Linked DNA regions of Homo sapiens: region 1 is linked to region 2. Evidence: chromatin loops called from intact Hi-C (ENCODE). Cell type or tissue: GM12878. All regions are shown on one strand. Links, peaks and the distances in the headings refer to the core of each region. The heading gives the core; the rest is flanking DNA. Region 1 overlaps ARHGAP6 (Rho GTPase activating protein 6). Region 2 overlaps ARHGAP6 (Rho GTPase activating protein 6).

The links. Peaks named below come from ENCODE experiments on the same cell type or tissue, not always from the same donor. Only the 100,000 strongest peaks of a DNase experiment are listed, where the experiment ranks them.
Region 1: it touches region 2 in a loop (2.6-fold over the local background); 6 of 110 quality-filtered maps call a loop at or near these places.

What each region holds. Positions count from the first base shown.
Region 1 is chrX:11,490,487-11,506,569 of GRCh38, forward strand. All of the region lies in intron 1 of ARHGAP6 (Rho GTPase activating protein 6), which reads right to left. Among named protein-coding and RNA genes, the nearest start is that of ARHGAP6, 170 kb to the right of the region's middle. In GM12878, for the core only: no CTCF peak of the experiment used is centred there; a DNase peak (open chromatin) is centred at 8,719.
Region 2 is chrX:11,374,584-11,390,666 of GRCh38, forward strand. All of the region lies in intron 1 of ARHGAP6 (Rho GTPase activating protein 6), which reads right to left. Among named protein-coding and RNA genes, the nearest start is that of MIR548AX, 64 kb to the left of the region's middle. In GM12878, for the core only: a CTCF peak has its summit at 7,070 (motif pointing right); a DNase peak (open chromatin) is centred at 7,108.

The DNA.
Region 1 (16,083 bases), core at 5,170-13,169, 120 kb after region 2:
GGACCCCTGAGCAGACGACCCAGTTAAGCTGTGCTTGGACTCCTGACCTATGGAAACTGTGAGATAATAAAGGTGTATGGTAAGCCTCTAAGTTTGTGGTAATTTGTTATGCAGCAATAGAAAACTAATACTATTAGGAAAATGGTGTCCCAGATGGTGCTGTGATTTCAAACTGCAATTCGTTTCCAGGTCTCCTTCTATTTGCCAGTTTATGGCTATTCACAGTTTTTGGAAATCCCAAGCCTAGAAATGCCTCAATTATTACCAGCTTTATACATTTTCTTGTCACTTTTCAAATAATGGGTGGGAGGTAGGAGGAAACCATGCTAGAATTATTTTACTTAAACACGAATTTGACTTCACTTTGGACAATAAGACCCAATCATAGTATATCAACATTGAAACATCAGATAAAAACTTAACCATTTTTCAAAAAGAATATTTAATGTTGGAATTGTAATGCCAAATGTGAATGGTGAAGGGTGAGAATGAAGCAGTCAAGAGGTTGGAATTGAAATGGGCATCACATAATTATTTGCCTATTCTTGCCTCTTCTGAGGAATGTCAACAGTGTAAAAGCAAGCCAGAACAGGCTTTGGGGGAATTCAAATTTGTCTCTAGACTTGGAAAACAGAATGCAATTTGCAGTGTATCATTTTAATGACCCTTGTTATTTAACAGTGCAATAATAAACAGAACAAATCAAAAATTCTTTAATATATGGTTTATTTTATTTTATTATTATTATACTTTAAGTTTTAGGGTACATGCACACAATGTGCAGGTTACATATGCATACATGTGCCATGCTGGCGTGCTGCACCCATTAACCCGTCATTTAGCATTAGGTATATCTCCTAATGCTATCCCTCCCCACTCCCCCCACCCCACAACAGTCCCCAGAGTGTGATGTTCCCCTTCCTGTTTCCATGTGTTCTCATTGTTCAATTCCCACCTAGGAGTGAGAATATGCGGTGTCTGGTTTTTTCTTCTTGCGATAGTTTACTGAGAATGATGATTTCCAATTTCATCCATGTCCCTACAAAGGACATGAACTCAACATTTTTTGTGGCTGCATAGTATTCCATGGTGTAGATGTGCCACATTTTCTTAATCCAGTCTATCATTGTTGGACATTTGGGTTGGTTCCAAGTCTTTGCTATTGTGAATAGAGCTGCAATAAACATATGTGTGCATGTGTCTTTATAGCAGCATGATTTATAGTCCTTTGGGTGTATACCCAGTAATGGGATGGCTGGTTCAAATGGTATTTCTAGTTCTAGATCCCTGAGGAATCGCCACACTGACTTCCACAAGGGTTGAACTAGTTTACAGTCCCACCAACAGTGTAAAAGTGTTCCTATTTCTCCACATCCTCTCCAGCACCTGTTGTTTCCTGATTTTTTAATGATTGCCATTCTAACAGGTGTAAGATGGTATCTCATTGTGGTTTTGATTTGCATTTCTCTGATGGCCAGTGATGGTAAGCATTTTTTCATGTGTTTTTTGGCTGCATTAATGTCTTCTTTTGAGAAGTGTCTGTTCATGTCCTTCACCCAGTTTTCGATGGGGTTGTTTTTTTCTTGTAAATTTGTTTGAGTTCATTGTAGATTCTGGATATTAGCCCTTTGTCAGATGAGTAGGTTGCGAAAATTTTCTCCCATTTTGTAGGTTGCCTGTTCACTCTGATGGTAGTTTCTTTTGCTGTGCAGAAGCTCTTTAGTTTAATTAGATCCCATTTGTCAATTTTGGCTTTTGTTGCCATTGCTTTTGGTGTTTTAGACATGAAGTCCTTGCCCATGCCTATGTCCTGAATGGTAAAGACTTAAACGTTAGACCTAAAACCATAAAAACCCTAGAAGAAAACCTAGGCAATATATGGTTTTAAATAATTAGAAACCAAACATTCTATATCAGAATGCAAATTTCTATACTAGAAAAGAATGGCTTAAAAAGAAAACCCTAGTGAGCCATTCAAAGAGCACTGCTATCTACTGACCAAGTCCTATACGTGCTGAGCATTTAATGAACAGCTAAACAAACAGAGGTACTCAAAAGACCAACTTGATAAACCTGATAGGGGAAAGTTATACACGATTCTCATAAGAGTCACGAATAATATAGTTAATATAGTTGTGGAAAAAGGAATATTTATATATACTAACATGGACAATGTTGAAGGTAATGAAATGTGCTTGTATACTATAGTCCTATTTATGTTAAGAGAGAAAGAGGAGAGAGAAAGAATGAACTAGATGATTAGGTCGCTATCCACCAAAATTTGTTCTTCATTTCTTGTATACAATAGAATTGTAGCTTGGCATATGGCCTCCCAGCTACACTTCAATTCTCGGCCCCATTAACAGTTAGGGATAGCCATGTAAGTAAGCTTTTTCCCAGCCTTGTCTCTTAAGTCAAGGTGCACGTCTTCTTCATACTCAGTTTCACTCCTTACCACTAGACAAAATGGTGACCACCAGAGTGACCTGAGGGACTATGTTGAAGATGGCAAAGCCAGTGTCATCTTGGGTCCCCAGCTGACTGCCTGGAGCACAGCTTCCTATCAACCTGGACTATACATGTTGGGCCACGATGCAGAGAAAAAACAAATCTCATTTTTTTTAAGCCACTGAATCACGGAGGCCTTTTATAGCAGCTTAAGCAATCCTAACTTATATGCACATTATAATATAAAAAGTATATCATACTATGTATGTGTCTGTATATGCACTGAAAATGTTTGCAAAAACACTCAACAAACTGTTACAAGTGGTTATTTCTGGAGAATCAACAAACATGGCAATGAGGGGCAGTAATTATTGAATAGATTCAAAGAGTGATGCACATGAATTCTCTGGTCCAGAGCCCATCCCAAAAGCTCAGACTGCATCATGGGAACTAGGCTTAGCCAGCTGAATGCTCCTGACCAGCACTTTAAATGCGTGGAGAGTGACGCAGAGCAATAGGACAATGAGATGGCACAATTCATGGTGGCCAAAATAGCATTGAGAAGCCAGCAGGAGTGGTGGTAGGTGTCCATTGACACTTCCTTACCTTACTATTCATTGGTGTGACTGTGTTTGTGTTACCAACTGCCAGTGGTTTGGGGTATGGACAATAGGGTCGGATTCCTGAGGGTATCTGGGCCCCAGACAAGTAAGCAGAGGATTCAGCTGTGGAGTCCAGATGTAAGAGCAAAAAGAGTTGCTCAACAGAGAAATAGAACAAAGACGCACGTAAATATAGTAAGACCTGGGCTCTACATTCAAGCATCAAAATATTTCGTAAAAATTCCTATCAAACTGACAGAAAAAGGTTATGTAAGATTTCCCATACAAAACAGAATGCCTTTTTTTTTTTTTTTTTGAGATGGGTCTTGCTCTGTCACCCAGGCTGGAGTATAATAGCAGGATCATAGCTCACTGCAGCCTCAAATTCCTGGGCTCAAGTGATCTTCCCACCTCAGCCTCCCAAGTAGCTGGCACTACAGTCACATGCCACCATGCCCAGCTCCATTTCTGAAATGAAAACTGGGCTCCTCAACACAGCAGTATGGATGTTTGGGACCATTTCTGTTACAGGGATGGTGGCATCCTGTGCATTAGATAATATTTATCAGTGTCCCTGGTATCTACCCACTAGACACAAGTAACATGCCTCCCTCCTCCACTGTGACAACAAACACATCTCCAGCATAGCCAGATGTCCTCTGAAGGACAAATCCTCCCCTCCAACCCAGGTTGAGAACCACTGCATTAAATGAACAAATAAAAATCAGTGTATTCCTTCTAATATGTTTTCTTTTAAAATCCACACAAAATGGTCAGATCCTTTGGGACGTAACTGAGCATTGGCTCAGTTGGTAAACATGCCTGGACATGCTATAAAAACTTGTGGTCAACACAACATGGAGCCTTACATTAATTAAGAGAGATTACAGAAGCAAGATTCAGAAGGTCATGGCAAATGGACCTAATAAATAAGACTGTATTTGAAAAGGATAAATGTAAGTTTATTCACTTGAATCCAAATCAACAACAGCAAATTATAGGATAAAAGAGTAGAGATTTGGTTCCTGAAAAGAAGTTCTGCAAGAGCAGATGCTTTCAGAGTCATTTCACACATACTCCTAGTGGTCAGCTAGGTTGACTGGAAGTAAGTTCACCTCTGAGAGGTGGTCACCAGGCTTTGAGGAACCTGAAAGGAAGTCTGGAACCCTCATAGTCTAAGGTGCTGAAGGTCACAGGTCCTGCTCTGATTACAGAGAGATTTTTGTAAACAACTCACCCTTTGTGTACTTATCTGGGGAGTTTTGCAGAAAAGCCAGGGTAGATCAAAGGCTCATTCTACCATCTATTTTTATTTTCATGATTACCTTTGCATATCTAAATAAATGACTCTAGATGGTTGGAAGTTAAGGAGCCAGTCACTTTTGTTTGAAGAAGTACAAAAAGAAAAACATTTACAGATAAGAGATTTAAGAATAAGAATTTTATAACTAGCTTAACATATTTAGGAAATATTGGAACAAAAATAATCATATCAGTAATAGAGAACCTCAGGCAGTCTCAGGACCTATATTTGCATTTGTCTGTACAATAATGTTTGAGCCAAGTAAAGACCCAATGACATCATAGCGCACTATATGAATGAACATCTCAAGTAAGGAGAATAGAGGCAGAAAATTCAGTTATCATGTTAACACAAGGTAGCCCTTAAAGAAGTCTGTCTTTTAGTAGTTGGTGGAACATTCCCAGCCTCTGCCCCCACCCACCCCTTTCCTTTTCTCTCTGGCAGAGACTTACCTCCTACTGAGGGCAAAAATGCCATATCCTTGCCCTTACTTCCCTAGACTCCTTTGCAATGTGGATATGGACACACAACCCAATCCTGATAAATGAGACTTGACGGGACTTCTCCCAGGAGACTTTTGGGAAAGGTTTTTTTCCAAAATAACAAAAATTGAAATTCCCTCTTTTCTTCACCTGAGTATGCTCTTTCACACAGCACCTGGTAAGGCTGTAGCCTATCTACATGGAGAGAGACATCTCTGAGCCAGGGAAGAGAGATGAACTGTATCTGGGTAAATGTAGTCACTGAGTCCCTGAGGTAATCCTGGAACCATGCTCCAGGTTTATGTCTGTGGCATGCTGACTCTAAGGTGGTCCTAAGGATTCTCCTCTTTCCCTTCCTGGTATTTATGCCCCTACCCAATCTCTTCCCTTTGAGCGTGAGCTGGTCTACCCAAATATGGCAAAGGTGCTGTAACAAATAGACTCCATAGCACCTTCTAACAAATAGAATATGGCAAAGGTGATGGGACGTCATTGCCAGAATTGTAACTTTTGTCTTGACAGTTGATTCTGCTGTTGCCTTCTTGGCTTGCATGCATTCATAAAGTAAGCTGCCATATTGGAGAGACCCATGAGGCAAGGAGTGGAGGAGGGTGGCCTCCAGCCAACTGCCAATGAGAAGGTGAGGCCCTTAGTCAAATGGCCTTTAAGGAGATTCTGCAAACAACTAGGGTAAGCTGGTAAATAGGGCCTTCCTTCACCAGTTGAGCCTTCAGATAAGACCCCAGCTCAGGCTGCCACCTTAACTGCAGCCTCATATAACTTCTGAAGCAAAGAAATCAGCTAAACTGTGTCTGAACTCCTGACCCACAGAAACTGTGAGATAATAAATATGTATTGTCTTAAGCCACTAAGTTAGTGATAATTTGTTACACAGTAATATCTAATGCCATGCTTATGTGAGATAAAAAATGTTCTTACTATTTAAGCAACTTTCAATCATGTACTCTGTTAGTGCAGCCAAAAGTAGCCTAGCTGATACACAGGAAGATTTCTTGTGTATATCCTATCTTTTTGTGCTTGTAATATTTTATTAGCACAAGAATGAGCTACTGCTTATTACAAAATTTATTATCTTATATATCTGCTACTATAAGATTCTAAAAAAAGCTGTGTGTTATCTTTATATTCAAATAAATGAGGGACATTCACAAAATTATCAAGTGTTCCTCATTACAGTTGACATTTGAGAGTGATTCATTTCAGTTAAATGTATTCAGATTATTTTGAACTAGAAAAAAAAAGAATTATTGTGCTTATTTGTAACATTTTAAAGCATTCTTATACAGACAGACATTTTCTACATTTGTGTTATTGAAATCAAAGCATGGAGTTGGACCCAAGTCTTCATTTTTTTTAACCATACATCCATCACTGGATTTTAACAAAGCCAAATCATCTGTCAAATTAAATTAATATTACTACTGTGAAACTTACTGATTGTTACATATAAAGTATTTGTTTTGATTAATAGATTTAGTAGTAGGTGGTTTCAATGCAATAGAGGAATATCCCAGAGAATCATTATCCATAAAATACATAAATCCTCCTGCCCCTTATTTTGTAGCACCAAAGAGCTGCTTAGTGGGAAGCTGTATCACACATCAGCCCTACAAGTTGTGGTGACTATTTTGGTGACTTTCTTTTGGGGCCCATATTTGAAATTCTGTTTATTTTCTCTGCTATGGATACATCTTTTATTGGTTTAGTGATCACCAGATCTTCTTTCTTCTGCTTTGGCTTCAACTGCTGTGGAGGAGGAGGACTTAACTTTTTGTGGTTCCCTGAGGGCCATCAAAGTGAATTTACTGTATGCTACGAAGCCTGTATTTTAAGTAAGATCATCAGAAACATAAATTTCTAATGCAATACATCCAGCCATGTTTGTGTGATACAAATAACTTAGTTGGATTATATAGATAAGATTTCTGAACATAAGAAGTTTATTCATAGTCTTACATAAATAACTATAGCCCTATTTCAGTAAAATTAGAGTAAGTCAACACTGGGAATCTGTTATGGACTGAATGTATCCCCCTAAAATTCATATGTTGAAGCCCTAACCCCCAATGTAATGGAATGTGAAGGCAAGGTCTTTGGAAGATAATTAGGTCCAGATGAGGTCTTGAAGGTGGGACCCCATGATGGGATTAGTACTCTTATGAGAAGAGAAAGACCAGAGTGTGCCTCCCTCCTCCCACCCCCTTCCCCCTCCCTCCTTCTCTCTCTCTCTCTCTCTCTCTCTCTCTCTGCCATGTGAGGACACAATAAGAAAGGGTCCATTTGCAATCCAGGTAAAGAGGCCTCACCAGGAACTGAATCTGTCAGCACCTTGATTTTGGATTTTCCAGTCTCCAGAACTATGAGAAATAAATTCCCATTGTTTAAGCCACCCAGTCCGTGGTATTTTGTTATAGCAGCCTGAGCTAAGACAGAGTTCATGAAAATTTTTCTTCCTAATTGATCACTACTTGAACAACAAAACTCTAGAGTAATGGTTCTCAACCTTCCTTTTTTCACTTTAACACACCAAACAATGATGCTCACATACACGACATTCTTCCATGCGGGTATAATCCCCAAAGTTGTGCACAATTGGCTGCCACCTCTTTATCTTGCAATCAGAATAGGATACTAGAATATAAGTCAGCATATCATTATTGTTGCTGTAAGCTTGAATTTGATTGAATTTCAATATATAAATTATATTTTGCCAAAATTTGAGATTTATCCATGTTGACACATATTGGCCCATTTCACTTATTTTTACTGAAATATTATCCCATAATTAATTTATCTATTCTCATAAGGGTATGTTCTTTCTGATTTTTTCCCATAACAAATAATGTTGCAATGAACAGTCTCATGCACGTATATGAGAATTTCCCTAGAGTATGTATTTAGAAGTGAAGCTGATGATTCAAGAGCCTGGAATCTTCCACCTTAATAGACACCACTATATTGCTCTCCATAGAGGTGGTACAATTTATAGGCTTTCATGTTTACATGCAATGGATGAGAACTTCATACATACTCTCATTTTCTTTCACTTTCGTTAACTCCAAAAATTTATCTGTGCCTGTTGCCAGATGACTAAAGAAGGAGGAGTATCTATATCACAAACTCAGCTCCACCTCATTCCACTCTCACCATCTGTGCATTCAGTCAGTCACTCCTTCAAAAGACATTGATAAAGGGCCCACTATGTGCTCAGTCCAGTGGGGGTGTCAGAGTAGGAAAACCTGTCTGTGCCCTCCCTACCATAAGATCTTAGGCTACTCATTTCAGCCTCCTGAACTTTGGTCTTATTTTAATCAAAGTGGGGTAACATTTACCTCACAGAGTAAATAGTAAAAAGTAAACCAAAGTTTGAGTATATCGAAGCATCTGTGGGCAAAGGGAATTTAAAAAAAAATAAAATAATGTCCCAATTCTCAAATACTTTTTTGTTGTTGTTGAAATAAAACAATTATACACAGGTAGAAGAGGTGACCTCAATAATCCTGTCCATGTTTTGAAACCATTTGGTAAAAGAGCAATATCTGGAAGCAATTTATTTCATTTTTTCTTTTGCTTATTTGACATATAATTGTACATATTTATGAGGAGGCATTTTGGCATGAACATACTATGCTGCATTTGGTCAGGGTCTCTGGTAACTTCCAATACAGATTTTAAGAACCAGGGTACCTATCAACTAAGTTATATCTAGGAAAGCACTTCTCCCCTTCCCTGTCCCACTAACTAAAATAACATCCTGGAATGAGATGTTTCTGTTGTAATATTTTCTGGCTATGTCTAAGAATGCCAAAACAAGTGAAAACGAAAACATGCAGGCAAATCAGGTACTTGGCACTCTAAGGACTGGTTGTTTCATTGACTTGACCTTTTCTCCTTCTAATACATTGAGTCAAGCTGACTTGTGTGTGTAGATGAACCCTAATGTTTATTGCGGAATTGGGAGTCATTCATCTTTAGTCAGTCATGTGCTTGATGTGAAGATATTTGTGAAGTTTACATTTATGGAAATGTTTTCTCAACTTCAGGCAAGCAGTTTTTTTTCCCCTTCTAAACACACTGTAGGACTTTTTTTCTATTAATTTGTTTATCTTCAAAATAGTAGTCCTGTATTTCTCCACTCCTTTGCTTTCTTAAACAAAATGGTGTCTCCTCATTCTCCCTCTCCATTCCCCTCTGGGGCCTCCAGGACTTAAAGATCCTCTCAATAGTCTTCTTGCAGTAATTCCTCTCCAAAGAGCAAAGGTTTCTCCAACTTTTAGGTGTTTATATAACGACTGTTTTCTCACATCTTTTTGCTATCTTGGGCTCTAGGTTCCCTGACTTCTGGTTCCCAGTGTTAATGTTCTCATTTTTCATCTATTTCATCCTTACTGCCTGAAGGGACTCTGATCCTTGCCTCTCCCAGGCACTGCTGGATGCAAATGGGAAGAGGAAGCAGCGGCATGGAGGTCTGCCCCTGGACAAGGGCCATCTTTACATTCTGAGGCATTCAGATTTGCCAAGTGTGACTTCAGCTGGAAACAATCTTGAGACAGAAAGACTTACTGAGCCATATTCTGCAGTTTAATGAGTGTGCACATCAGCTTTCTTCTCAAAGACTGATTCAGATACCTAGGTCTCGTGGGTTTTTTTATTTGCATAATTTTCTTACTGGAAGAGTAATACTATTTTCTAACAGAGTCTTTAGGAGGATATCTGAAGAAGGGAGAAAATTGTTTAGTCACATGTAGAAACTTTTCTGTGATTTTATAAAATGAAAGTACTTGAAAGGGCATTGAGCCACCTGAACCACTGTTTCTTCTTTTCATTCTATCAATAAATATTTATGGACCCTTCCTTTCTTTGGAAGGTACTTCCCAAGTCACTTGGTCATCTACCTGCTTCATCCATGGGGGTTCCCTCTCCTTATTGACTTGCCTACTAAGCTGTACTCCACTGAGAATAAAATACCCTTTTCCAAAGTACATTTTAATAATTTTTCACTAAATCCCACAACTTAAGTTTCGGAAGCAAAGAGAAGGCCAGGTGCGGTGACTCACGCTGTAATCCCAGCACTTTGTGAGGCCGAGGTGGGTGGATCACTTGAGGTCAGGAGTTCAAGACCAGCCTGGCCAACATGGTGAAACCCCGTCTCTGCTAAAAATACAAAAATTACCCAAGCATGGTGATGCATGCCTGAAATCCCAGCTACTCAGGAGGCTAAGGCAGGAGAATTGCTTGAACCTAGGAGGTGAATGTTTTAGTTAGCCGAGCCGAGATGGCACCACTGCACTGTACCCCGGGAAACAGAGCCAGACTCTGTCAAAAAAAAAAAAAAAAAAAAAGAAGAAGCAAAGAGAAACCTTTTTTTCAAAATGAAATTACTAGTATACACTTTAGAAAAATCATATAAAATAAATCAAGTCTTTTGGGGGGGAAGGTTATAGAATCTCAAGTGGAGCTCAGCATTTAACCATAATGACAACTCTCTCTTGTAAGCTCTATTTATAATGTATATGAAGATTTCAATAGGATCATGGACATTAATGCCATAACATGATTCATGAAACACCCACCAGAACACACACTAGAAGAGCTGACATGAAACAGTCAACAGCGTGGTTGTTGGCAAGGTTTTGAAACCCTCATAACTCTAATATAGAGGTTGGCAAATTAGTTCTGTAAAGGGCCAGATAGTAAATATGTTTGGCTTTGTGGGCCATACAGTTGCTTTCACAACTACTCAACTCTGCCCTTGCCACAGGAAAACTGACATAGACAATACATTAAAAAGAAACTGAGATTATGTTCCAATAAAACTTTACTTACAAGCTGGCACAGTGACTCACCCCTGTAATCCCAGCACTTTGGGAAGCTGAGAAGGGAGGATTGCTTCACACCAGGAAATTGAGACCACCCTTCTCTCATAGCAAGATCCCAACTCTGCAAAAAGTTACAGAATTACCTGGGTGTGATGGTGCACACCGGTAGTCCTAGCCACTTGGGAGGCTGAGGTAGGAGGATCACTTGAACCCAGGAGTTTGAGGCTACAGTGAGCTGTGATCTTACAAAACAAAACAGGTCTTCTAGCCATAGTTTGCCAGTTCCTGCTCTAATACATTGTTGGTTAGAATAAATTTGTACAAGCAGGTTGGAAAACTAAAACTAAATTACAACTGACATTTGAACAACATGAGAGGAGTAGGGGCGCCAAACTCCCATGCAGTCAAAAATCTGTGTATAACTTTTTGACTCCCCAAAAACTTTACTTTTAATGGCCTGCTATTGACCAGAAGCCTTATCAACAGCATAAACAGTCGATTAACACTTAGTTTGTATGTCATGTATTATATACCGTATTCTTACAATAAAGTAGGCTAGAAAAAAGTAATATTATTAAGAAAATCATAAGGAAGAGAAAATATATTTACTATTCATTAAGTAGGAGTGGATAGTCATAAAGGTCTTCATCCTCATCATCTTTATGTTGAGTAGGTAGAGAAGGAGCAGGAAGAGGAGGGTTGGGTTTTGCTGTCTCGAGGGTGGCAGAGGCAGAAGAAAATCTACATACAAGTGGACCCACACAGTTCAAACTTGTGTTGTTGAAAGATCAACTGTGTGTGTGTGTGCACATGTGTGTGTGTTTATATACAAATGAAGCCTCAGCAATTTCATTTCCAGGTATAGACACATGCAATACACAAGTGTGTTTATTTAAAAACATGTACAACAATGCATGAGTTGCAATAGCCAAAACCTGGAAATAACTCATATGTTCATCAATGGAATAAACTGTTGTATATTCATACAATGGAATACTACATGGCAATGAAAAGTACATTAATTACAACTACATGTGACAATCTGAACGTCACAAAAATGTTAAAGCCAGACACAAAGTAATATATAACATGTGATTACATTTGTATAAAATGCAAAATTAATCTATGGAGTTACAAGTTGGGATAATGATTACCTTTGGCAGACAGGGGCAGATAATGCCTGGAAAAGGAGGCCTGAGAAGTTTCTGGAGTTCTATTTCTCATGATGCTTTATTTCTTGATCTGATGATAGTCACATGGGTGAGTCCACTTTGTGAAAACAAAGTGAGGTGTGTATTATGATTTGTATACTTTTCTGCACCCATTTCATACATTTATAAAATACAGTTGACTCTAACAACATGCATTTGAAATATGCAAGTCAATTTATATGCTGATTTTCTCCTGCCTTTGCCACCTCTGAGACAGCAAGACCAACCCCTCCTCGACCTCCTTTTCCTCAGCCCACTCAACAAGAAGACATGAGGATGATAACCTTTATGATGATCTGCTTCTACTTAATGAATACTAAATATATTTTATTCTTATGATTTTCTTAATAGCATTTTCTTTTCTCTAGCTTACTTTATTGGAAGAATACAGGGTATAATTCATATAACATACAAAATACATGTTAATCAACTGTTTATGTTATCTGCAAGGCCTCTGGTCAACAGTAGGCTATTAGTAGTTAAGTTTTTGGGGAGTCAGAAGTTATATGCAGATTTTCTTTTTTTTCTTTTCTTTTCTTTTCAGATGGAGTCTTGCTCTGTCACCCAGGCTGGAGTGCAGTGACGCAGTCTTGACTCACTGCAACCTTCACCTCCAGATTGCAAGCGATTCTCTTGCCTCAGCCTCCCAAGTAGCTGGGATTACAGACGTGCGCCACCACGTCTGGCTAATTTTTGCATTTTTAGTAGAGACGGGGTTTCACCATATTGGCCAGGCTGGTGTTGAACGCCTGACCTCAAGCAATCTACCCACCTCAGCCTCCCAAAGTGCTGAGATTACAGGTGTGAGCCACCGTGCCCAGCCATATGCAGATTTTATATTGCAGAGAGGGTAGGAACCCCTAACCCCTCATTGTTCAAGGATCAGCTGTATTTACAAATAAGACTTGTGAAGACTTCTTCAATAACCCACACAGTTCAAATCTCCTGTTTCCTCAGTGAAACTTCGCTTCTTCCATTGGGTTCCCATGGCACACTGCACATTCCTCGACTGTGTGTATTAATTCATGATTATTTATATATGTTCTTGCCAGGGTTAGACTCCTGCTACTTGAAAACAGGGACTACATTTTAATAATCTTTTTGTCCCCAAAGCCTAACAAATAGACTGATCCACAGCAGACTAGGAATAAACACTATCAAATGATTTCAAACACTTTGGATGATCACTGGAAAATGCTACCATGAATTGATTACTCTTTAGCCCTTGCCAAAGACTCGTTGCAGTCATTTGATAATCCAGGGAGAGATTCCCAAAGTTCGATGGAAACGTTCTTTCTCTCTCTCGGATCTTCAGAGACACGACTCTTTATTCATTTGATCACAAGCAAAGACAATACCCAGAATGTATTAGTTCTGCAACTCAAAGAAATGAATTTCATCTCACAAAACCTAATGTTATACTGTCTGCTACCGTTTTAGTAGAGAATTTAGACCAGAAATATCCATTTGCACACACACACACACACACAAAGAGACACACATACACACACACAAACACATGCACACACACATCTGTGTCTTTTGCAAAACCGTGGTTGAAAAATTATCTATTTTCTTATACAATGTCCCACATATAATGCCCTACAAGATATATTTCTCTTTAAAATCAATGGCAGGAAAAAAAAGTGGTCTTGGCTGATGGAGTTATGTATCAATTTTTTTTGGGGGGGGGCTACCCAAGAACTGTTTCTTTTTTTCTCATTTGTTGGGAAATACAGAACTCAATCAAATATTCAACCCTAATGATTAAGTCATTTCAGGACTCCAGTGACATCCTTGCTTCTGCTCCTTCTATTCTGTTTCAGTTCTACTTTTATTTGTAATTACTTTTTGTTATTATGTTTAATTTGTTAAGCTTCCTTGGAAAGCAGGTAGAGTACATATCTTAAATTAGGGTTTTTCCACCTCTGTACTATTGACATTTTAGACTAGATAATTTGTTGTTGTCAGGCTGTGCTGCACATTGTAACATGTTTAGCAATATCCCTGACCTCTTCCCCCCAGGTGCCAGCAGTGTCACCAACACCACTCCCCAGTTGTAACAGTCAGAAATGTCTCCAGATCTTGCCAAATGCCCTCTGGTGGATAAAATTACCCCCGTTAAGAATCCGTCTCTTAACTATATAAATAAATATTGTAGAACCCTTTTAAACCCTCATATCTAAACTTGTTCACCAAAAAGCTATTAAAGAAGATGCAATGAAAATTATTGATTAAAACCCCAACTATATCTTTACTCACATTAAGTGCAAATAAGCAGGTCTTTAGCTGAATGAGGAAAACACATACACACCCACTGGCTTACTGAGCCAGAAGACTGAGACTGAAGAGACACACAGTTAAAGTCAGGGAATGGACAATGGTGGTTTCATGCCTTTCCTGGAGGTAAACACATGGGGAGAAAATGAACAAAAATGGTTAACAGCCACCAACAATGCTAGAAAGATATTTCAATGTCACATTGGAGAAGTTTTAATGGGAAGAGTAAACCCAAAAGTTAGCATGTCTTCCTTTTTGTACTTCTCCTCCTTAGACCTGGTAAATGAAAACATCTGGAAGATGATTGGATTTGTTTTTTTCAAAGTAAAAAATGACTGTAAAGTCTGGGTGGCTTTTCTTGAGCAAACTTGGGAGCTTCCCTGAAATTTTCCCCGTAAAGACCAACATAATGAAGGAAGGCGCAACAGAGTCCAAACTAGGCAGATGACAAGCCAGTAAATAAGACCAACCTCCCACCAGTATAGTGCATTACGCTTTCACCTATGAGCTCCCGTTTGGCTCTCTGTGGCAGCCTAGGCAGGTTGTGTTCCCCTTGTTTTATGCTTGGGTTAGTCAAACATGTAAATGGCACAGATTCGTGAACTTGAGGTTTCATACTATTATTGAGTGTTATAACACAGAAGAACTTCAATATCACTGATAAGTAGAGAAACGCAAATCAAAACCACAATGAGATACCATCGCACATCAGTCAGAATGGCTACTATTAAAAAGACAAAAAATACCAAGATGCTGGTGAGGTTGTGGAGAAAAAGGAATGCTTATACACTATTGGCAGGAGTGTAAATTAGTTCAACCATTGTGGACAGCAGTGTGGCAATTCCTCCAAGAGCTAAAAACAGAACCAACGTTCAACCCAGAAATCCTATTACTGTGTATATACCCAGAGGAATATAAATAATTCTACCATAAAGACCCATGCACGTGAATGTTCACTGCAGCACTAGTCACAATAACAAAGACATGGAATCAACCTAAATGCCCATCAATGACATATTGGATAAAGAAAGTGTGGTACATATACACCATGGAATACTATGCAGACACAAAAAGAATGAGGTCATGTCCTTTGCCGGGACATGGATGAAGCTGGAGGCCATTATTCTTAGCAAACTAATGCAGTAACAGAAAACCAAATACCACATGTTCTCACTTATAAGTGAGAGCCAAATGATGAGAACTCATGGAGACAAAGAAGAGAACAGACATTGGGGCCTACTTGAGGATGGAGGGTATAGGAGCAGAAAAAAATAACTAGCAGGTACTATGCTTATTACCTGGGTGATGGAATAGTCTGTACAACAAACCGCTATAACAAGAGTTTACCTATATAGCAAACCTGCACATGTACCCCTGAACCTAAAATAAAAGTTAAAAAAAGAACACAGAAGAGCTTGAACGGGGATTACATCAATTCTATGCAACCTACAAGACCCTCCTCCCTGAAGTCTCCCACGATTCTCCCCAACTCTCAGTCAGAAGCGTTTGCTTCTTCTCTTCAGCCTTTGTCTTGCTCTTACATTAGCATTATCTGAGTGGGGGCTTTTTCTTCCTAAGACAGTACATAGTCTCCTTTTTTATATATACTTTAAGTTCTAGGGTACATGTGCAGAACGTGCAGTTTTGTTACATAGGTATACACGTACCATGGTGGTTTGCCGCACCCATCAACCTATCACCTACATTAGGTATTTCTCCTAATGTTATCCGTCCCCTAGCCCCCCACCCCACGACAGGCCCCGGTATGTGATGTTCCCCTCCCTTTGTCCATGTGTTCTCATTGTTCAACTCCCACTTATGAGTGACAACATGTGGTGTTTGGTTTTCTGTTCTTGCGATAGTTTGCTCAGAATGATGGATTCCAGCTTCACCTATGTCCCTGCAAAGGACATGAAC
Region 2 (16,083 bases), core at 3,521-11,520:
TCAATGAATAATCATATGTTTGCTTAGCCATATTGGAAAATCAAATAAATCTGAAAGAGTATGTTGTCCCTGGAATGTGCTAATTTCTAGTTACTCACTGCTATGCGTAAGAAGTTAAACTAAAACCTGTTCTTCACATTAACAGACAAAAAGGGCTTTCTTTGTCTGACTATCTAAATTGACTTCCCACACAGGAACCTAAGTGATAGCAAGCCGTTAACAATGGTTGACTCATCCTTTAAATATCAGGTCTCCTTTATGTCATATTTCTGATTGTCACCTTTTGAGAAAGCTTCCCTACCATCCTACTGACTCCCCTCCATCATTCTATCCCCTTATCTTCTGTATTACCACCTGGCATATTATATACTTATTGGCTTGTCAGTCTCCCTATTCTACAGCATAATCTCTTTAAAAGAAAGTATTGTATTTTATTCACTGATGTATTCCTAATGCCTAGAACAGTATCTCTGTTTTTGTTCACTTTATATATGCTTAGTAAATACTTATAGAATGAATTTATGAATGAAACCTCCAGAAAGCAGATACAAAATTTTCTTCATATACATTCCTCTGGAGAGCAAATGTATAACTTAGATCTTATTCTGAACAGATTTGTTCTGGGGCTTAAAAAGACTAAGAACCTGAGTTTTACACACATTATGCCATTTCATTATCAGCAACATCATTCTCTGCAATGTCCATACATGAAAGTTCTGCAACTGATCAAATGCTTACTTTATTAGAATCATACAAAATAAATATAAGTTGAAAAAGCAATGACATGAAACATTTATATTTGAAGGGCTTGTTGTTGTTGTTGCTGTAATTGTAAGAAAATTTACACCAAAAAGAACTTCATCTATCCTAGGTAATTTAGATCACTCCAAATTCTATTCTGATCTTTCTTATTAAACATACCTCTATATTTACGCATGTGTAATCAGTAATCATGTAACTGTTGTCTTTGAGATTTCCTTAAGAGATTTTAGCAGGAGCTCCAAAAGGTTCAAGTTTGGCTGCAGAACATGGGGCATTTTTATGTAGATGTGGATTGTGATTCTCAGTACCAATGGCTTCTCCCTGCTATGTCTGCTTTCCCGCCTCCCATTTGTCAAGATATAAACTGCACAGTCAGGGCTGAAGGAGCTACAAAAGTTAAACAATGTGTGTAAATGAAGATAAGAATTCTGCATGAGAGCAAGGGTTAGAAGAGGAAGCTAAGAAGGACAGAAAAAGAGATTGACTCAATGTTGTGTAAAAATAGAGACCAAGAGGGCTCAAAGGAAGGTGATAAGAAAATTAAATTAGAAAAAGCCAGGAAGATAAAGGAAGTTCAAAATATCCATAAATAGCCAAATGAATAAGAAATACAAAGAAAATACTAAGAAGCAGTAAAGGATAGTAACAATAAGGGAAAAAAGAAATGTGTAGCAAGGGAAAGAAATAGTAAAAAAGGATAAACAGTGATACAGCATGAAAAGAGAAAATGAAAAAAGACTGTAAATACAGAAGAGAGAAAATAACAAGATGATCATGTGCACATACAAACACAGTGAGATGCGATAAGGAGAGAAATAACAGAAACTCATCTATTGGCAGAAAGATGGCCTCCCAAAGATGTCCACACACCCATCCCTGGAACCTGTGAATATTTTGACTGACATGGTAATAGGAACACTGCAGATATGATTAAGTGTATAGACCTTGAGAAGGAGAAATTATCCTGGATTATCCAGGTAAAACCAATCTAATCCCATGAACCTTTAAAAGTGAGACTCTTCCAGTTGGAGTCTGTCAAAGGGAAATGGAAGAAAAGCACAAAGGCACAGGGAGATGCAACACTGTTGACTTTCAAGATGGAAGAAGGGCACAAAAGCCAATGAATGAGGGCAGCTTCTATTAATAGGAGCTCAAAAGGCAGGGATCTGCCCCTGGAGCCTCCCAAAGGAACCCTGCTGACACCTTGATTTTAGCCTAGTGAGATCTGTGTCAGAATTCTAGTCTACAGAACTAGAATATAATACTTTTGTAGTATTTTAAGACACTAAGTTTGTGGTCATTTATTATTGCATCAATAGAAGACTAATGCTTATGAGATCACAAATTATTACAGCAAAATGCTTATTTTGTGCAGCACAATTGTTAAAATCATGCTTGGTTGTCATTTTACAGCATACAAAGCCCTTTCCCATATATTGTCAGGTCTGATCATTCTAAGACCTGTGGAATATAAGCAAAGACCATCAATTCTACCCCTCCTGATGAGACAAGGGGGGCCCAGAGAGGTACCATGTCCAAGGTCTTGGTACTAAATGTTACAATTAAGGACAGAATGAGCTCTCCAAGACCTCAGTTTGCTTCCATAGTAAAACCATGATTGCCAGCAAGACATTCACATCTAATAAACTCAAGAGCACAATTAAAGTAATTTGCCTGGTTCAATACTCTGGTGCTTTGATGGCCTGCAGAGCAAAATTCTTCCAGTGTGAGTCCCATACCTCATGCTTCAACTTGCACACTCCAAATGATCAATCCCTCTGTTAAATGGAATGGGATTCATTGTTTCCTTGTTGTTCTGCTTTCCCAGAAAGGTAAGCTCTTTTTCCAACCAGTGCCCAGCATAGTGCTTGGCACAAAATGGATCCCAAAGTTTTGTGTTAATTTAATTGAATCAAGAACACAGAAACGTGATGCTAAATGAAAGAAGCCAGTCACAAAGGACCACATCTTGTATGATTTCATTCCTATGAAATGCCTAGAATAGGCAAATCTATAGAGGCAGAAAGCAGATTAGTGTTTGCAAGGGCTGGTGGGTGATGGGGAAAATAGGGTGTGACTGCTAATGGGTATGGAGTTTCCTTTGGAGTGATGAAAATATTTTAAAATTTATTGTGGTAATGGATGCACAACTAGAGGAATGTACTAAAAGCCGTTGAGTTGTACACTTTAAATCAGTTAATTGTATGGTATGTGAATCAGAGCTCAATAATGCTATTAAATTTTTTAAAAAGATTATATCAATTTCCTCATTTGCCCCATATTGTGCTTAAAATCCAGAAGACTTATTTCAATGTCACCTTTGATTAGTCCCCTCGTGAGCGGGATTTTAGTAGTAGAATTTGCTACCATTCATTCGTTGCCAACATTCAAATGAGGCTGAGGGTTTACGACAGTGAGAGAGATAGGTCCAGGACAGAAAAAGTAAGAAGGATGGCAACTGGAAGGGACAGTTGAGAAGTGGAGCCAAGGAACTGATCTGTGGGCCCAAACACAGGACATAGATCTCAGATCTAGGAAAAGAGGGTTTCTGGCCAAGATGAAAGGGACTGTTTTCATGATGGATACAAGCAGCACGTCATTGTTACTCACTGACAGTCTGGGCCAGGATGGGGAAGAAGGGCTCTTCCCTGCATCTACATGGAGTACCACTGGCATGGACACAGTGGTGGCTCTAGGCTGTGTGGCACATGTGGGCACCCCAATGGTTCGCTGCGTATAGTGTCATCTGAGAAAGAAGAGGAGGATGCTACCTGTACTTGACAGGATGAGTTTGGGTATTCAAATGAAAACAGCCCCCTCCAGGGACTATGGAACATAACTGGTGGGGATTTTCATTGTTTCTTTGTTTAACAGCTTTATTGATATATATTTCACATATCATAAAATTCAACAATTTCAAGCATGCAATTCAATGACATTTAGAAAATTTACCAAGTGGTGCTACCATCACCATAAACCAGTTTTAGAACACTTTCTTCATCCCAATAAGATCCTTCATGGACATGGTTACTTTTAATAAGAACTCTCTCATTAAATATCAAGTGTGATCAGGAGAGAAACATGGGTTTCATCAATAGATAACTGGAATATTTTTTCTTTCTCAAAAATTCTTCCATAACTATCCTTTCCATTCCCGAAGACCATCCTCTGCTTCAGAGCTTCATGACTCCAGTTCCATAATACTACAAAAGTCTCACAGGTAATATGTCTAGGGACAGCCAAACCATTCCTTCTAACTCATGGTTGTATTTACCTTCCTAAAATCCCTGTTCCATCATTCCATTATCTCTTCCTATTGCATCACTTACAAACACTTAAGACTTGGGTACCATTATTGTTTGGCCACTAATCACTTTGTCTTAGTTGAAGACCTGGCACCAGATTATTTCTATGGCACTTTCACACAATACTATGATTCTTTTGGCTGGCTTTTAAACTCCTCTATAATTTGAGTCAGCACTCTCTATCCAGTTTTATTTTTGATTATTTCTCAATAAGCGTGTTCTACTTCACTCAAGCCAACTTTCTCGTGATCCAACATGTTGATAGACCCTTCTCTTCACGGTTTTATCAATACTATTATCTTTACTTGGAAAATTCTTTTCTTCTCTACTCATGTGTATCAGTCAGCTATTGCTGTGTAATAACCTACTCGGAAGCTGGAGAGTGGTTGATCCTGAATGGACTAGCTCATGCATCTGCAGGGGGCTGTGCTCTAGGCTGGGCTTGGGTGGAGTTGCTTAGCTATGCAGCTCTACGCCACATGTCTCTCATTCCTCTCCAGCAATCCGGCTCAGACATGTCCTTCTCATGGCCATGGCAGAAGCACAAGTGGACAAGTGTGAACAAGAAAGGTCTCTTGAGGTCTAGGATTACAACAGGTATGCTATCACTTCTCCATGTCCCTATTGGCCAAAGCCAGTCAAAAGGCTGACTCCAGAGTCAGAGTTAGAGGGCACTGTCATGTTACCTAAAGAGCATGTATACAGGGATGAGTGGAACACTGGGTCCATCAATACATGCTACCACACTATCCAAATCCTTCAGATGGATTTCTTGGTCACTGTTGTATTTGGCATAGGAAAAGAAAGTATTCCAGAAACTACTGGAACCTTTCAAAGATGACAATGAGGGATCTACAAACAAATTAGGTTTTGAAGAGCTGGAATACTATGAACTCACATAAAAATAAGTATCATCAGGTTTAACAAACAAAATCCTTTAATAACAAATAGCAATATTTATATCTTCAGTCCCTGAAAAAGTATGATAGAAATGGCTCCACTTATTCATGTGTCTGTTGTTTAGGGCTTGAACTGTCCAGAACATAATCTTTAATCTGGAAGTAACCCCAAAGCTTTCTCATGAAATTTCTTCTTGAGATAGGGGAGCTCTGAGATCATCCTCTGGCCAGAGTTGATTAAGGTACTTAATGAACTTGATTGCCTGGTTTCCTGTGTCAGCCTTAAATTCTACTCTTAGTTATAGCCAAGCAGTAGGAATCTATGAGGTGGGATGGAGGACAGTGACGTACAAACTACCTAAACACAGATGTTTTATCTGACATTTTTATCCTTTACAATACATCCTTGCCTATAATGTATGCCCCACAAAAATCACATAAAATACCAAGTGATGAGCAATTATTGAAGAGAGACCCATATAAAAATAATTATTTCACTGGCTCTCAGAAGACAATTTGTGATTAGAAAAATGCACAAATAGAGAAGATTACTTATTTGGGCCAGTAAATACGAAACTCAATGTAATTTCTAATTTAGAATTCTGTGGCTCTCCAAAATGGGTTTTACCTAATTCAATTTAAGGTTTAATTTTAGATAATCAAACCCCAAACCAAGCCTGTGTATATGTTGACATCTTTTGAACCTAGACTAAGTCTCCGAGACTTCCCTTCTTAAGTAGAGAAAATAAGAGAAAAAGAACCTTCCTAGATTTTCAGCTGGGTGTGGTTCCTGGATTTGTAATTGCACTGATTTCCCCATGAGTCACATTTGTTCCTAGTGTACGCCAGACTTTCCCCTTTTAGATGCTTGAGGAGATACTTCTATGCGACAACGGAACACTGAAAGTGGTGAGGAAACCATACGATTGTGTCTAGCTCAATAGACACAGAATGATCTGTTGTTTTAGAGCAGAGCTTCTCTCCCTTGAGTGTGCAAGAAGAACTTGGGGGCTTGTAGAAACACACGTTCCTGAGCTCCAACCATGGAGTTTCTGGTTCACTGGGTCTGGGACAGGGCTCGTGATTCTGCATTTCTAACAAGCTCCCACGTGTTGCAGATGCTGCTGTTCCGTGGAATACATTTTGAGTAGCACTGGTTAGGAGTACAGTTTCTCAGCTTTGGCACTACTGACATCTGGACCAAGTAATTCTCTGTTGTGGGGGCTGCACTGTGCATTACAGGATGTTGAGGAGCATCCTTGGCCTCTACCGACTAGTAGCACCTCTCCAGGTATGACAACCAAAAATGTTTCCAGACATTGCCAAGTGTCCTCTGGGAGTCAAATCACCCCCATTGAGAACTACTGGCTTAAAGGATGGGTTCTGAATAAAAGAGACATGAGCTGAAATCTGCCCTAACCATTTGACTACGCATGTGGTTCAGGGGAGCAGTGTCCACATGGCTAAAGCTTCGGTATGAGTATGCCTCCCTCACAGAGTTGTTGTAGGGACAGGTTAAGTGAGGATGTATTTAATCAAGTGGCATGGGGCCTGGCCCCAAAGCAGCAGTCCATAGCGGTTCCTGAGTATTGTATCAAAAAATCTTTCTATGAGGCAATATCATCCAAACTCTGTTTGGAAGGTAAGCAGAGTTACCTACCTAGAAGGGTAAGTTTCCGTCTACTTAGTTCAAGTGTGTGCGTTATATTTAGAATTCTAGAGTCTTTTCTCAGTTCAGAGGCAATAACAATAAAATAAACCCAATATCTATCTCTATGATCATGAAGCTTAAAATCTAGTTCCATGGCTAATACACCGAGCATATTTTTATGATCCTGAAATAATCTTTATTTGAAACATAGATGTGTTTTTCAAGTGGTTTCTGAAGCAAAATGCTTTGTCAGTTTGTCAAATCCCTTTCATCCCAACGACCATAGAAGATATAAACCAGTTGTTGTCCAAAGAACAAAAGTAACCAAGGGGGCTGAGATAAAAATCTCAGGCAACACTGGTGAAAAGGGTAAAGCTGTATTTACATATCTCGTACCCTATCAATACACTCCCATAAGGAGCACTAGTGTTAGTTTTTCCTTTTGCCACCAGGGGGAGAACCAAACTTTCTCACAGAGTCACACATATTTGTCAGACGTGCGTTACAGAGGCTGGCAGACCAGGGTTGAACAAAGCTTTTAGTTACTTCCTACCAGAATAAAAATATCTGCTGGCATGAATTCACGAGAGAAGGCAGTACGAACCACTTTTGTATACAAGGTCTTTTAAGCTTTTTTATTCCAAACACTGCAGCAACAACTATTTTTGATCCTGGGAGTCAAGAGACGACAAAGTTAACTATCTCTGGGTCTTCTTACTTTCTTTACATTTAAGATGAGGCATTAGGAATAAGACAAGTAACATTAATGTTACATAAGACATAAATGTACATTTGGCTCCCTTTAGCTTCCTCAAGCCTAGTATTAAAGGATGATGACAATGGTGATGATGACAGTGGTGGTGATTGTAATGTTGTTGGTTGTGGTAGTGATGGCAGTAATGATGACAAAGATGATAATGGTGATGGAAATTTTAGCTAAACATAATGAACACCTACCACCATAGGATAGATCCTGGGCTAAGCAACTTATATTAGTAGCTAATTAAACTCTAGGAGGAAAACATGGAGCTTTCTTCATTTACTTATTAAAATTTTAAAGTTAGAGGAAGTTTGGGCATCCTGATCACTCCCAGAAACCTTTGAACCCCCCACCACAGGAAAAGATAAATAAGTAAATAGATAGATATAAAGGTTATTGGTAATTGTTATATTAATAATAATTAAATAAAGAGTGTTTTTATGCTCAGATACAATTCCACAGAGCTGTATTTGTGAAGGCTGGCTCTTCATGTGATAAACTATTGGCCTATTTTCATTGTTGTCCCAATAAAATAAGGCAAGAATACACATAGTATATGGATCCTGCCATGTACTCAGAATTTTTTCTTATTACAATCCACTCTTTATAATTTTGTCTATCGTTGCAACTTTTTTACAATGAGTGCATGTTACATATAAAATAATAATGCAGCTTCGTCATCTTAGAATAAACAAAAGGTGTAGATCCCCCAAAATTACCCAGAATAAATATCACCTGCATGTCTGAGTCTGAAACATGGGCACTTGTGTTGATTAAACTGTCTCCTAAATCACTACAGATTCACTGAGTTTTTGCCCAAACAAATCAAAGTACCAAGGAAACCAAAAAACAACAACAAAATTACAAATGAAAATTCATCTGTAATGAAAGTCAGAAACAACGAGGTCAAAGCAGCTTATACGGACATCAAATTTCACTTGGCTTTGTCTGTTAGAAATTTACCTCAATGGAGAAGTGGATGTGGCATCTCTAGTCACATTTTTAGTGATGATAATTATTATTTGGTGGATGAATACACAAACTCCACATTATTTATTAGATACGTTACTTCCTCTTGGCTAAAATCACTTTGGGGCTTAAGCCAAAGCCTTCCCTACATAAATGACATCAATCAGATTGGCATTTACCAGAACATTCCAAAATCAATAAGGCGTGTATTTTTAAGAGCCTTTTTTGCTATCTTTAGATCGGCAAATGAAGGAGTTCTGAAGAACCAGGAGTGGGAGTTCCACAAATAAACAGCATGCTTCATGGTTCATTGTGGAGAAAAATCTGGAAACTCTCAAGGGGATTTTATTGCTGATCTGAAGTGACTTGACGAAACTCAGGATCCCAAATGAGGGAAATCCTTTGATAGTAAGAGTTTGCCTAATATCTTCTCAGAGTGAATTCTAAAATTAAGAGTTAGGTCTAAGATTAAGTCAGAAAACACTGCAAAAGGGACTGCCTTCTTAAGATATGCCCCCTTCTCTCTCCCATCACTTTCCCTACAAAACAACCCAGGATGAGGGCAAAACTCACTAAAATAACATTTATGTGGGTTTTATTTTTGAGCCTTGGCCTGTGGTCTCTGCCATTGGTGGCTGTACTGTTCTGACTCAATTTCTGCCCCATATCCTAAATCTATAGTCTCAGGTACAAATTATCAGCCCATATGAGGACTGAGAGGGTGACCTGCTCGTACATTTCTACCTCTTTTTAAAAGGCAACAAAATACCTACTTCCTCTCATTTCAGAGGAAAATCCACTTTCCACTTCATGTATAAAACTCAGTTGGCTATAACTTATGAAGAAATAAGCTAAGGAGTGATGACTCTTCAGAAAATATGAGTACTGGAGAACGAAGAAATTATCAAACTATAAAAGGAAATAGAGTTTGTGCCTGGAAAAGACAACAGGGTGCTTCCCCTTGCCTCTCAGAATAAACTAGAAAATAAATGAAGTCTATACACACAGTTTTCCTGATTCTCAGTTGAAATTTGAAAGGAAAGTAAATAAAAGAGTGACAGAATTTTAATGCTTGAAAAAAACACAAAGAACACCATATTGATTTATAGAAAAAAAGAATAAGGATAAAAAAGTATCTACAGGATGGACAATGGGGATGCACAAAAACCATGTGAGAGAATTAAGAATTTCAATTTCAGATAAGATCATGGATCCAAGATCTACCTACTATGAATGCTCTTGTAAAACAACACGATGTGCCCCCGGGTAGCCAAGATTTTGGTCTCTAAAACTTTCAACTAAAAAGTGAAAGACACAGGGATCCTTGAAAAGTAGTTGATTCCATGTCTTGTGGCAGGAAAAACCAGGATGAGTCTGGAACACTTTGTTGTTACCAAGAAGCTTGAATACTTTCAAGGGTGGTGCTAACTGGACAAATGGACCAGCTTAATGCAGTTGTCACTAATGAAAGCATGACAGTTTAATCAACAACAAAAAACTCTGTGAAAAGTCATGAGAACACATATACTCAAAAACAACAAATAACATAATCTGCTCAAGAAAGATGTGCATGACTTCCCCCAGGAATATTTACTGGAAATACTTCACATTGATGAACCCAAACACATGCTTGTCAAATTCAAGTTTTGCTAAGTTCCAGGAGGTCAAAGTAGACAATACAATGTTGCATAGGGTGTTTCAAATTGGGTAGAGAATGCAGAATGATGGTTCTCAACCTTGGCTACACAGGAAAATCACTTGAGAAAATTTAAAAAATATCAATGACTGGGCACTATCCCCAGACAAATTAAATCAGAATCTCTGGAGGTGGGGCTTGGGGCCTGGTATGTTTGAAAAGTTCCCCAGACCATTCTAGTGGGGGTGGAGAACCACTGGCCTAGAATCTAGGATAACCAGTCATCCTGGACACTTTCCTGGTTTTAGCGCTGAAAAGTTCCCATGTCCCAGCAAACCCTCCAGTCCTGGAAAAACAAGGATGATTGGTCACCCTCTCCAATCAGGCAATAAAAAGTTGTCACAGAAATTTTCAATAAAAATTACATAAGAAAACACTGTAAGAAAATTAAGTATAAATGACCATGATTCACCAGACTACAAGAAAAGGTTGAAGCTTAGAAATTCTTACTACTGTATAAATGACTATAGCACAATAAAGGCCCAGTGGGATTGAGGAATCAGAATGGCAAACCCTAGTTCTTGGTGTCTTGGTCCAAAATCTCTGACTGAAAACCCCCAATTTATAAATTTGAAGTCACATTCTCAACCAATAACTGTATCTATCATTTCTGTTTTCCTTATTTGGGTCAGTAACCTTGCAACTCTGAGAAGTATACTAATACTAATATAATTCTAAGACCAAGGCTAATTCTATGCTAATAGTGCTGGTGCTGGTACTAATAATGATGATAGCTCTAGCATTAACACTATTATGAATACTAATGATAATGCTGCTACCAGTATTAATACTAATCAGGTACTAGTAGTAATATTGATAAAATACATGGGGCAAATGAAGAAATTAATCAAACTTTGGTATTAATACAATTGAGTTGAGTGTAAAAATAACTTCTGGAATCAACATGTTAGGATATGCAAGTTTTATTTGTTCTTTGAGGTGTTTGAATTGTTTTGGAGAATCTGACATATCGAACTTATGATTTTAACTAAAATACTTGGGACTTAATGATTTAAGTTTGCAATCTCTGTTTAAGTGTTTGAGGAAATCTGATGAGTTAAATCTAGAAGTTTAAATTTTGTAAGGAATATTTAGATGCTCAGTAAAAAATTAAGTGCTAGATTTGAAAGTCTCACTAGCTGGTATTTAAGGGATCAAAAGAAAGGTGTTGTGTTTTGTTTTGTTTTTAAACATTAATGCAAAAATGATAAAAAAATGAGATATATAAATTGGGCTTAAAGGCTTAAAAAAGGTGTTTTTAAAAGACTAGCTTGATATACTAGTATTACACAAAGTGAGAGTCAACGTTAATATTCTTGTACAAGTGAACCCACAAGCAAAAGCTAAGGCTTTAAAAAAATACAAGTGGTGTGATGTTTCTGGAACAGCTGTGGAAGTGTGATCTCAGAGAACACAAGAAGACAGCAAAGACAATTCCTGAGAAATTAGAAGGGAAAGGACAGAGCAGGCACAGCAAATCTAGCCTCAAGTCTCAGTGAAAAGGCCCAAAGGGGCCAAACACTTTGCTGAGTTGTGGGAAGCTCCCCTGCCAAATCTCTGGAACGAACCTGAGATGCCTTTTTGCAATGACTCAGATACTAGAATTGAAAGAATGTGACGTAAGTTTTAGCAATGGGGCAATTTATGATTTATTTTAGAAGAACTAACTGAGGAAACAAGATGAAAGTTGCTGGTAGGGCTTAGCAGAAATGCTCTCAAGCAAGCCAAGGATAAAGATCTTTGCAATATTACTTAGAAGTCCAAAGGTTGCTAGAGACCACGGAGTTCAGGGAGAGGCCAGCAGCTACAGGGCTGGAAGGCAGGTGAGCCTGTCTTGTGGGAAGGGGAGAGGTGAATCTAGACGTGACGAGATGCCTGAGGCCTAGGATGGTTTGCCTGGCCCAGATCCACCGGCCATAATAGGAACCTGGGAGCCCAACAGACATGAGGTGTCACATTTAAACGCTTAGGTGGGGCAAACAGGGCCATAAGAACATACATTTTTAAATAAGACACAAACCAAATACACGGGTCTGAAGTTATAAAGCACAGAAAACTTACTTTCCCAGCATCTTGAAACACACCTAATTCACAAAACGTGAGCATGTCATCTAAGGATGGAAACATGAATAAAAAAGAGCACAAAGAAAAGAAAGAAAATTAAACTATAAATAGCAGTAAGGAAAAAGAAATAGAGGCAAGTGATGGTGGTAAACATAGACAGGAACTGCGTATAATGATTTGCTGGCAAAGGAAGAAATACCCGCTTAAAAACCATATATATTTTTTAAGGTGGACTGAGGTTAACAGTTGAAATAAAGGCAGCAGTTGAAAGGAAGGCAGCAGCTGAAAGAAGGTCATGGATTAAGTAGACTGATCCAGCAGTTTCCACGCCAAGTCCAAGTCTGAACAAAGGAAAAACACTTGGAAAAAATCATTTGGTTAAAAATAATAACAAGGGATAGGCAGAAGAGTTTGACCAGGATGTTGCAGACAGGAAGAAAGCAGGCTACAGGGAAATGTGGGAAAGTGATCAATGAAGGAGAAAGGCAGCAAAGCCCTATCTACCTACATCAGTGGGTGTCAACCCTGACTGCACTCTAGAATTACCTGGGGAGCTCTACAAAATACCTATGCACCACCCTCGACCACTGAGCTGGAATCTCTGGGGCTTGGGGATTGGGTATGAAGTTTCTAAAGCTCCCAGGTGATCTCAATTTGCAGCTAGGGCTGAGACCCACTGCTTTGCATGCAGAGAGAGTAAATGTGAGGTCCCATATCTCTAAATTATCAGGCCCAAACAGCCACTTGCACCTGAAGCACTCCAATAATTGTAGCCAAAGTCATTTCCTTATTTGAACTTCGCAGGTAAATGACTAGATTTTTCACTTGACTTAAGGAGCTTTAAAATTCAGAAGGAAGAAAGGAAGAAATTTTTTTATTATCCTTTAAGTTTTAGAGTACATGTGCGCAACGTGCAAGTTTGTTACATATGTATACATGTGCCATGTTGGTGTGCTGCCCCCATTAACTAGTCATTTAACATTAGGTATATCTCCTAATGCTATCCCTCCCCGCTTCCCCCACCCCACAACAGGCCCCGGTGTGTGATGTTCCCCTTCCTGTGTCCATGTGTTCTTATTGTTCAATTCCCACCTATGAGTGAGAACATGCGGTGTTTGGTTTTTTGTCCTTGCGATAGTTTGCTCAGAATGATGGTTTCCAGCTTCATCCATGTCCCTACAAAGGACATGAACTCATTGTTTTTTATGGCTGCATAGTATTTCATGGTGTATATGTGCCACATTTTCTTAATCCAGTCTATCATTGTTGGACATTTGGGTTGGTTCCAAGTCTTTGCTATTGTGAATAGTGCTGCAATAAACATACGTGTGCATGTGTCTTTATAACAGCATGATTTATAATCCTTTGGGTATATACCCAGTAATGCAATGGCTGGGTCAAATGGTATTTCAAGTTCTAGATCCCTGAGGAATCAACACACTGACTTCCACAATGGTTGAACTAGTTTACAGTCCCACCAACAGTGTAAAAGTGTTCCTATTTCTCCACAGCCTCTCCAGCACCTGTTGTTTCCTGACTTTTTAATGATCACCGTTCTAACTGGTGTGAGATGGTATCTCATTGTGGTTTTGATTTGCATTTCTCTGATGGCCAGTGATGATGAGCATTTTTTCATGTGTCTTTTGGCTGCATAAATGTCTTCTTTTGAGAAGTGTCTGTTCATATCCTTCACCCACTTGTTGATGGGGTTGTTTGTTTTTTTCTTGTAAATTTGTTTGTGTTCATTGTAGATTCTGGATATTAGCCCTTTGTCAGATGAGTAGATTGCAAAAATTTTCTCCCGTTTTGTAGGTTGCCTGTTCACTCTGATGGTATTTTCTCTTGCTGTGCAGAAGCTCTTTAGTTTAATTAGATCCCATTTGTCAATTTTGGCTTTTGTTGCCATTGCTTTTGGTGTTTTAGACATGAAGTCCTTGCCCATGCCTATGTCCTGAATGGTAATGCCTAGGTTTTCTTCTAGGGTTTTTATGGTTTTAGGTCTAACGTTTAAGTCTTTAACCCATCTTGAATTGATTTTTGTATAAGGTGTAAGGAAAGGATCCAGTTTCAGCTTTCTACATATAAAATTTTCTCAACTAAACTCAGAAAAGGAAGTGGGGAAATATGTTTGGGTGGCTTGTAAACTATCAATTATTTTACATATTTGAAACCATCTTTAAATAGAAATCCAGTGTACCATTGGTCTTCACACTGAAAACAATTCACTCAGCCACAAAATAAAAGCTAGCAACACGGAGATAAGAATGTCTTATTTAGGTCACAAAATGCCTACAGATTCTTTTTCTGTTTTCATCTCTACTGATCAGTGATTCTCAACTGGGGGCAGTTTTGCACCCTTAGGGGACATTTGGCAATATTTCAGACATTTTTTATTGTCATGATTGGCAGCTTGTTATTGGAATCTACCGGGGATCGACCAGGGACACTGCTAAACACTCTACAACGCATGACAAATCCCTTAAAGTAAAGAATTATCCAGTCCAAAATATCAATGTGCTGAGGCAGAAAGATCCTGCTCTAGATAGTAAGGTTAACATTTCTGCAAATAATAACTAATACTCTCTATAATAACTCTCTATTGATACTCTCTACTAATAACTGCCTTTCAACCGAAACACAAATAAGTTTAAACATGCACCAATTATATGCTGAATTAAAGAAAAACAAAAAAGCCTCTTACAGAAAATCAAAGCACTAATAAAATTATCCTGTGGGTTTACCACAATGAGAGATCAAGGACTGGAGAATTAAAACATTGGCCAACCAAGTGAAGTTGCTAAAGCAAAAACCAGATATCAAATTATTTTGATTGTTGGAATTGAGTTTACACTCAGACAAATTGAGAGTCCTCTAAATGAAGACTTCTGAGCATGCGTTATCATCAATATTTAGTAAATTATGCTTAAAATATCTGTGTTTGCTAAATTTTACATGTCCTAAATAATACATTTGTAGGGGAAAAAAAGGCTTTTCAAGCTATACAATTATATAAATTTCTTCCAAATCACTTGGTAAATTTGCTCACTTCATGGAAAACAAAACAGAGGTGGGATAGGAAGATATTTTTCAGAATTGCAATGCAAATACAGTGAGAAATAATATCACCCCCAAACATGAGAAAGTCGGTGTGGTTAGAGCTGAAGGAAGACAAGGAAAACTTATCATGCATCCCAGTCTCTGATCTGTGATAACAGTAATGTTAACCACTAGTCTAGTTCTAATGGGAACTAGAAGTCTATTCTAGAGAAAGATTTACAAATTATTAAGAGTATTCATTAAAAGCCACAAAACATGCCTATGTCCTGAATGGTATTGCCTAGCTTTTCTTCTAGGGTTTTTATGGTTTTAGGTCTAACATTTAAGTCTTTAATCCATCTTGAATTAATTTTTGTATAAGGTATAAGGAAGGAAACCAGTTTCAGCTTTCTACATATGGCTAGCCAATTTTCCCAGCACCATTTATTAAATAGGGAATACTTTCCCCATTTCTTGTTTTTGTCAGGTTTGTCAAAGATCAGATGGTTGTAGATGTGTGGTATTATTTCTGAGGGCTCTGTTCTGTTCCATTGGTCTATATCTCTGTTTTGGTACCAGTACCATGCTGTTTTGGTTACTGTAGCCTTGTAGTATAGTTTGAAGTCAGGTAGCATGATGCCTCCAGGTAGGCAATACCATTCAGGACATAGGCATGGGCAAGGACTTCATGTCTAAAACACCAAAAGCAATGGCAACAAAAGCCAAAATTGACAAATGGGATCTAATTAAACTAAAGAGCTTCTGCACAGCAAAAGAAACTACCATCAGAGTGAACAGGCAACCTACAAAATGGGAGAAAATTTTTGCAATCTACTCATCTGACAAAGGGCTAATATCCAGAATCTACAATGAACTCAAACAAATTTACAAGAAAAAAACAAACAACCCCATCAAAAAGTGGGCAAAGGATATGAACAGGC